Linked DNA regions of Homo sapiens: region 2 is linked to region 1. A link is a contact called in ENCODE Hi-C or POLR2A ChIA-PET data. All regions are on one chromosome and are shown on one strand. Each heading gives the region's core, a stretch centred on a gene start or an enhancer-like site at or near the end of the contact. The rest is flanking DNA. Distances are from core to core; before and after follow the strand shown.

What was found. A loop is a pair of places that touch in the nucleus more often than their neighbours do. ChIA-PET counts read pairs that join two places held with the same protein, here RNA polymerase II (POLR2A). Pooled maps may share reads with other maps.
Region 2: a pooled map shows a loop between it and region 1 (6-fold over the local background). The contact joins the promoter of LINC02210-CRHR1 here to the enhancer-like site in region 1. A Hi-C loop is called at or near these places in 5 of 50 pooled maps. POLR2A ChIA-PET finds 5 or more read pairs at or near these places in 3 of 52 experiments (A549, GM12878 and WTC11).

Annotation. Positions count from the first base shown.
Region 1 is chr17:45,583,811-45,586,934 of GRCh38, forward strand. It overlaps the pseudogene DND1P1. Among named protein-coding and RNA genes, the nearest start is that of LINC02210, 35 kb to the right of the region's middle. RefSeq lists an enhancer at 541-1,485. Within about 2 kb of position 1,366, at least 39 of the 41 ENCODE cell types and tissues checked have a DNase peak (open chromatin) inside an H3K27ac peak, as active enhancers do; they include GM12878, where a contact is called at or near this core.
Region 2 is chr17:45,618,840-45,621,963 of GRCh38, forward strand. It overlaps LINC02210-CRHR1 (LINC02210-CRHR1 readthrough), which reads left to right and starts at 1,507. Exons shown (of 15, transcript NM_001256299.3): 1 at 1,507-1,533; 2 at 3,069-3,124. LINC02210 (long intergenic non-protein coding RNA 2210) reads left to right here and starts at 1,490. Exons shown (of 6, transcript NR_138260.1): 1 at 1,490-1,533; 2 at 3,069-3,124. RefSeq lists an enhancer at 1-623.

The DNA of each region.
Region 1 (3,124 bases), core at 116-2,615:
GAGTTAAGACGCGTGTTCCTGCGGTCTTGTAAATTTTTGATTTAACCAAAACAATTTTGAATCAGATGAATTACCAAATTTCGTTGGGTCTTGTTTGGCTTTCTGCTTTGCTTTTTAATCAGCCATTTACCAGAAACTGTTGCACGGGCCCGTTAGCACTCGAAGAATAAAAACAAACACACAAGACCAGATAAGGTTCCCCTACTAACCCAAATGATCCGTTTCCTTAACATAATTTTAAAACCACAGCTAGGGGTGTGAAAACAGATTGTGGCACACAATCTGTCCAAATCCTTAATTCCCTTTTAAGGAACAGATATATAATAAAAATCCGAAAGGAACCACATTAGAAATGAAAAGAGGTTTGCAAAACAAGAGGCTTCTTTCATTCCAGAAAACTACCAAAACAAGGGGAAAAAATGAAAGCAATGGATATGTGTTTGCCCAAGTTTCAATCTTGCCCGGTGGAGACACTACACTGGTACAAATTCTGAGGAGGAAAAAGAGGAGGTTGGCGGGAGGCGGGAAGAGAGAGCGAGTGTGGCCCGCCAACTGCAACAATGCAATCTCCATTTTGAACAATGCGCCTCTTTCCTCCTATAAATCTGGTTTTTTGCCACTTGATGTGCCCTCGCATTTCCCCTCTGGGGGTCGGCGGGGTTGGGGGGAGATCGGAGCAGGATGCACAGCACACGAGTGAGCAAAGGGGGAGGGCAGAGAAGGTGGGGAAGGAGTCTGCAGCAACTGGGCTGAGTGGGTACCTGGAGTGCTGCTGTAGGTACTATGGCTCCTGACGCTGCTTTCCGTGCAGTAACTGGCGTCCTCCTACACCACTTTGTTGACAGCCCTCCAGACCGCAGCCGTCCGGGCCAGGTGGCTGCCCCCGCCTCCCCCCGGCCGGGGCGCTGGTGCTGGGGTGGGGCCGGCGGCGGCGGCTTTCTCCGGCTACTGCTGCCCATCCTGGGCGAGCTCAGGCGCGTCTTGGGCGCCACCTCAGCCTGGCGGCGACCCACCTGCCCGGGCTGCTACCGCGTTGCCGCGAGCGGAACCCCGGATGGGTCCGGACGTGGGCAGCGGCAGCGGCGGCGGGGCCGGGGCGCAGCGCTCCGCAGAGGGAGCCGCGGGCTGCTTGGTCGGCCTGCCCCGCCGGCCCCTCATGTTGGAGCCGAGGCGGAGGGAGAAGGGAAAGCGGCCGGGAAGGGGCGGGCGCAATGGGCGCAGTGGGGGCGGCTGGGGCCGGGTGGGGAGGCCAGAGGGGCAGGGCAGGAGGGGCCCGGCCTGCGGAAGCGGTTGGAGGGAGAAGGCTCAATCCGAATGGCTGGGGCCCCACTGCGGATCGCCTTCAGCCTCCATCTCGTTTCTTCCGTTAACGGAGCGCGGTCACGTGAGCTGAGCAGCCTACGAGCCTGGGACGGGGCGAGGTGGCGCAGCGGCTGCTTGGGGGAGCGCGGGAGCATTGAGTCGGGGGCAGAGAGCCTGGGGCGCCGGGGCTGGGCGCAGCGAGGCGCGGCTGGACTCCGGGCTTGGTGGCGCGGTTGAGAGAGACGCGCAGCTGGCGAAATGCCCCGCGTCTAAGGCCTTCGGAGACCATAGTCTCCGCGGACCCCTGGCTGGAGCCCAAAGCCGGTCGGACCTCCTCCCTGCGTCTCCCCTTCCGCGGCTCGGAGAGGAAGGCAGGAGAGCCCCCAAATATTCCCCTCCCGCCCTCTAGGGAAACTGAAGCTGAAAGAACCAGCGAAAGAAAAAAAAGTCTCGGAGTGGGGCGGCCCGAGCGACCTAAGGGACGGGGCAGTGGCAGCGACCGAGGGAAATTAGTCGGGGTGGGGGAACAGGGAGACAAGCCCCCAGAATTTAGGAAACTCCTAAATTCTACTAAAAATACAAAAATTACCTGGGCATGGTGGCGGGTGCCTGTAATCCCAGCTACTTGGGAGGCTGAGGCAGGAGAATCGCTTGAACCCGGGAGGCGGAGGTTGCGGTGAGCCAAGATCCTGCCATTGCACTCCAGCCTGGAGAACAAGAGTGAAACTACGTCTCAAAAAAAAAGAGAATAGAGAGCCATGCAGTCCACGCGGGATTGTGAGCTGTGGTGTGAGAGGGTGAAGCCAGAGAACAAGGCGGCGCTGGAGGCGTGGGTCAGGCAGACAGGCATCGCCTGGTGCAGGTGAACGGGCAGAGGAAGTATGGCGGGCCACCCCCAGGCTGGGTGGGCAGCCCGCCGCCGGCTGGGTCAGAGGTGTTCATCGGGCGGCTGCCTCAGGAAGTGTATGAGCACCAGCTATCCTGCTGTTCCAGCGCGTGGGCCGCCTCTACGAGTTCCGCCTGATGATGACCTTCAGCGGCCTGAACCGCGGCTTCGCATATGCCCGCTGCAGCTCGCGGCGCGGCGCGCAGGCCGCCATCGCCCGCTGCACAACCACCCGCTGCGGCCGTCCTGCCCGCTGCTTCTGTGCCGCAGCACCGGGAAGTGTGAGCTGAGCGTTGACTGCCTGCCGCCGAATCTGACCCGCACCGCGCTGCAGCCCGCGCTGCAGCCGCTGGGTCCCGGCCTGCAGGAGGCGCGGCTGCTGCCCAGCCCCGGACCGGCGCCCGGGCAGATCGCTCTGCTCAAATTCAGCTCGCACTGGACCGCTGCCATGGCCAAAAAGGCCCTGGAGGAAGGGCAGCCACACCTCTGTGGAGAGCAGGTGGCTGTGGAGTGGCTCAAGCCAGAACTGAAGCAGCGACTTCGCCAGCAGCTTGTGGGTCCCTCCTTGTGGTCCCCACAGCCAGACGGCAGCCAGTTGGCCTTGGCAAGGGACAAGTTAGGGTCCCAAGGGGCTCGGGCTACCCTGCAGTTGCTGTGCCAACGAATGAAGCTGGGCAGCTCTGTGTTCCTCACCAAGTGTTTGGGCATAGGACCTGCTGGCTGGCACCGCTTCTGGTACCAGGTGGTGATTCCTGGGCATCCGGTGCCCTTCAGCGGCCTCATCTGGGTTGTGCTGATCCTAGATGGCCGGGATGGGCATGAGGTGGCCAAGGATGCTGTGTCTGTACGGCTGCTGCAGGCACTCATTGAGTCTGGGGCCAACCTCCTGTGGTCTGCTGGGGCTGAGGCAGGTAGCATGGTTAAACAGTGACTCCA
Region 2 (3,124 bases), core at 257-2,756, 35 kb after region 1:
CATTCTTATTGTCCCATGGTTACCAGAGCCTAAAGAGGTAAAGAGGTAAGACCTATGAGGCTCTCACAGTTTTTTTTTTTTTTTTTTTTTTTTGAAACAGGGTCTCGCTCTGTCGCCCAGGCTGGAGTGCAGTGGCGCGATCTTGGCTCACTGCAGCCTCCGCCTCCCGGTTCAAGCAATTCTCCCACCTCAGCCTTTCCAGTAGCTGGGATTACAGAGGCGCGCCACCACGCTTGGCTAATTTTTTTTTTGCATTTCTATTAGAGATCGGGTTTCACCATGCTGCGCAGGCTGGTCTCGAACTCCTGACCTCAGGTGATCCACCCACCTTGGCCTCCCAAAGTGCTGGGATTACAGGTGTGAGCCACCGTGCCCGGCCTCTCTCATAGTTTTATTATTCTATTTTCCACAGACCCTTCCTCCCTTAATTTTCATGCCTCTTTAATATTGTTTCTTTTACCTCACTGACATTCTTTTTCGTCCTCCTACCTTTTACTGTGGGTGTCTTATTACCCTTCTTTGGGAGTTTATCCTTTAGCATGTCATAGATCACTATCTTTAGGCAGAGGACCCTGCATCTTCTCTAGTCCTGATTGTCTACCCTTTCTCAAGTTCCATAACTTCAGTTGCCTCTGGGACACCTTCACTGGGTTTTACAAAACCCTGTTACCGGGAACTGAACATATTAAAAGCTAAGATTCCTCCCCAAATCTGCATGTTGCGCCAATTTTCCTGCCCAATTATCTTGTCTGTCCCCTGGTTTTGCGACCTTATTTAAACATTTAAATCCTTTTCTTTAAATTGGAATCTTGATGAGTGGTGCAAAAATCAATGGATACAAATGATATGCCGAGATATGTAAGTCTTCCGCCCACTGGTTCCCTAGGCACTCAGTTCCTCTCCCAGGAGGTAACCACTGTTGCCAGCTCTTAGAGTGATTTTTGATTCCTTCTTCTACCGGCTCTATCTCAAGTCCTTCCCTGTCTGTGAGATGTGTGCCCTTTCCTTTCCAGGCCCTAGTGAACTGATATCTGGTTGAGTTTATATATAAACATTTATATGTGTATATTTTATATACATATATAACATCTCTCCCTATGGCCTTCCGGCCTGGAGTTTTCATCACGTCGCTTCCTGGATGAAAGAATCTCGAGGGGTGAGGGGCAGGGGTTGGGGGTGATGGAGAAGAGAACCTAAAGGGGACTTAGGTAGGGGGTTCAGAGTTGCCAACTGGCGTGACGCTCTGTCAGGATTCCTATTCCTATTCCTCCCACCTCAGGCCCCCTTCTAGTCCTCTCAGCCAAAAGCCTCTCGTTTCCAAGGGCTGAGACAGAGACAGAGACAACGAGATGCACAGAGACAGAGACGCCAAGGCACCTGCATCCCTCTTCCCCTTCTGTCCCGCCCCATCGCTCTGACGGACACCATTGCTCAGCCAATGGCGCTCACGATGTGCCCCTGAAGGGCCAATGAGCGCCAGAGGAGGGCGGAAGATTCCCCGCCCCCACTTCTAGGCTTGGTTGAACCGTGCAGGTAGGTCCGGGGCTGGGGGAGCTGCCTTTGGCACTGGTGCCCCTGGGGGTGGGGGCACGAGTGGGCCAGGGTGATGGTGAGGTAGAGGAGGTGTCCCTGACCCGACGAGCTCGAGGGAGCGGCCTGGCTGGGAGGCGGGGGGCCGCGGGGCCCGGGGAGCGGGCGCCGCCGAGGGCCCTGGAAGCGGCGGGGCTGGGGGAGAGGGGACGCGTGTGTGGGGCACGGGGACGCCCGCCCAGCGCCCACTCGTAGGCCTGGGACGCGGGCTGCCGGCCGAGTGGCCTGAGGGCCTGGCTGCCCGGGGGGCGGGCCGGGGCCGCGGCCGGGGGCGCGGAGCGGAGCTCGGGGCGCCAGGCCGAGCCGAGGTGGGACGGACCGACGCGGAGAGGAAGGGAAGCCGCATCCCGCGGGGCGCCCCTCCTGAAGCGAGCCGGGCAGCGGCCGCGGGCGCCCCTGCCCTGAGCCCACCCCGCGCTCTGCCCTCCCTAACAATGGGAATGGGGCAGAAGGAGGCGCCCCACTGCGGGGAGGTGAGGGGTGGGTTTGGGACTGGGGTCCGCGGTGGGGGGAGGTGCGATCTCGGGCTCTCGCCTCTCCGCTCCCTCTGGCTCTGGAGTTGGGGGCCCCTGTGGGGCTCTGAAGTCCGCCTGAGACTTGGGTCAAGAGTCAAACTGTCGCCCCCCGCTCCTCCCCCAAAATCCGGTGAGCGGTAAGGAAAGTGATGCCAAGTCTTCGAAGCCTCAGTGACAAACGCATAGCAAGAACACATCCACTCCAGAGGTGTTTATTTTTTATTTTTATTTAAAAAGGGGTACTTTTCGACATTTATTTTTAAGAAGTGGGTGCTGTTATTTTTGTCCCTACGCGGGCAAGCCTCCATTTTAAGCGAAGCAGTAACTGGTTAAGCTGGAATTGTATACAGGCCCAGGACTTGAACGAGGATCCTACCAGAGGTCATTTAGTCCATCCTCCTGCCTCCAGGCAAATTTACCTTCCTCCCACCCTCAAAATTAAGTTGCTCGGTCTGCTTTTAACGATCTCTGGGGAAGAAGGGTCCTTTATTTGTTTCTAGTACTTCAGTCAAGAATAGGTTTTACTTTTCATGTGGAATTGACTCTGAAACTTAAGCATAATCTTGGGACAGTCGGGATGATTAGAGAAGTTTTACTTTACTAAATATAATTAAATGTGGCAAGGGTCTTTTTTAGACGGTTAATTAACAAATCACGTTTAGTGTTTATGAAGTACCCTGGAAAATTACTTTATTCTCTCTGGGATTTTGGCTAATTGTTTGATAAGCAATTTTACATTATCTAAAATACGTGTTACATATTTATTTCTCTTTTTATGTAAAGTATGTTTCTACACACATATATATGGAGACACACATTTGCCCTTTTCTAAAGGGGACTGTATTTTCTATACTTTTTTAGTGCGATGAGGCAAATAGTACTTCAAAATCCCTGCCCAGGTAGCTTAAACTATTTGCATTGTCTTGATTATTTTTTAGTCTAAATGAAAATCCTCTCTTTCAGATACCTTCTCGAAACAAAAGATTTTCCTACCTGCTTATACTTGGTAACCGAGGGAA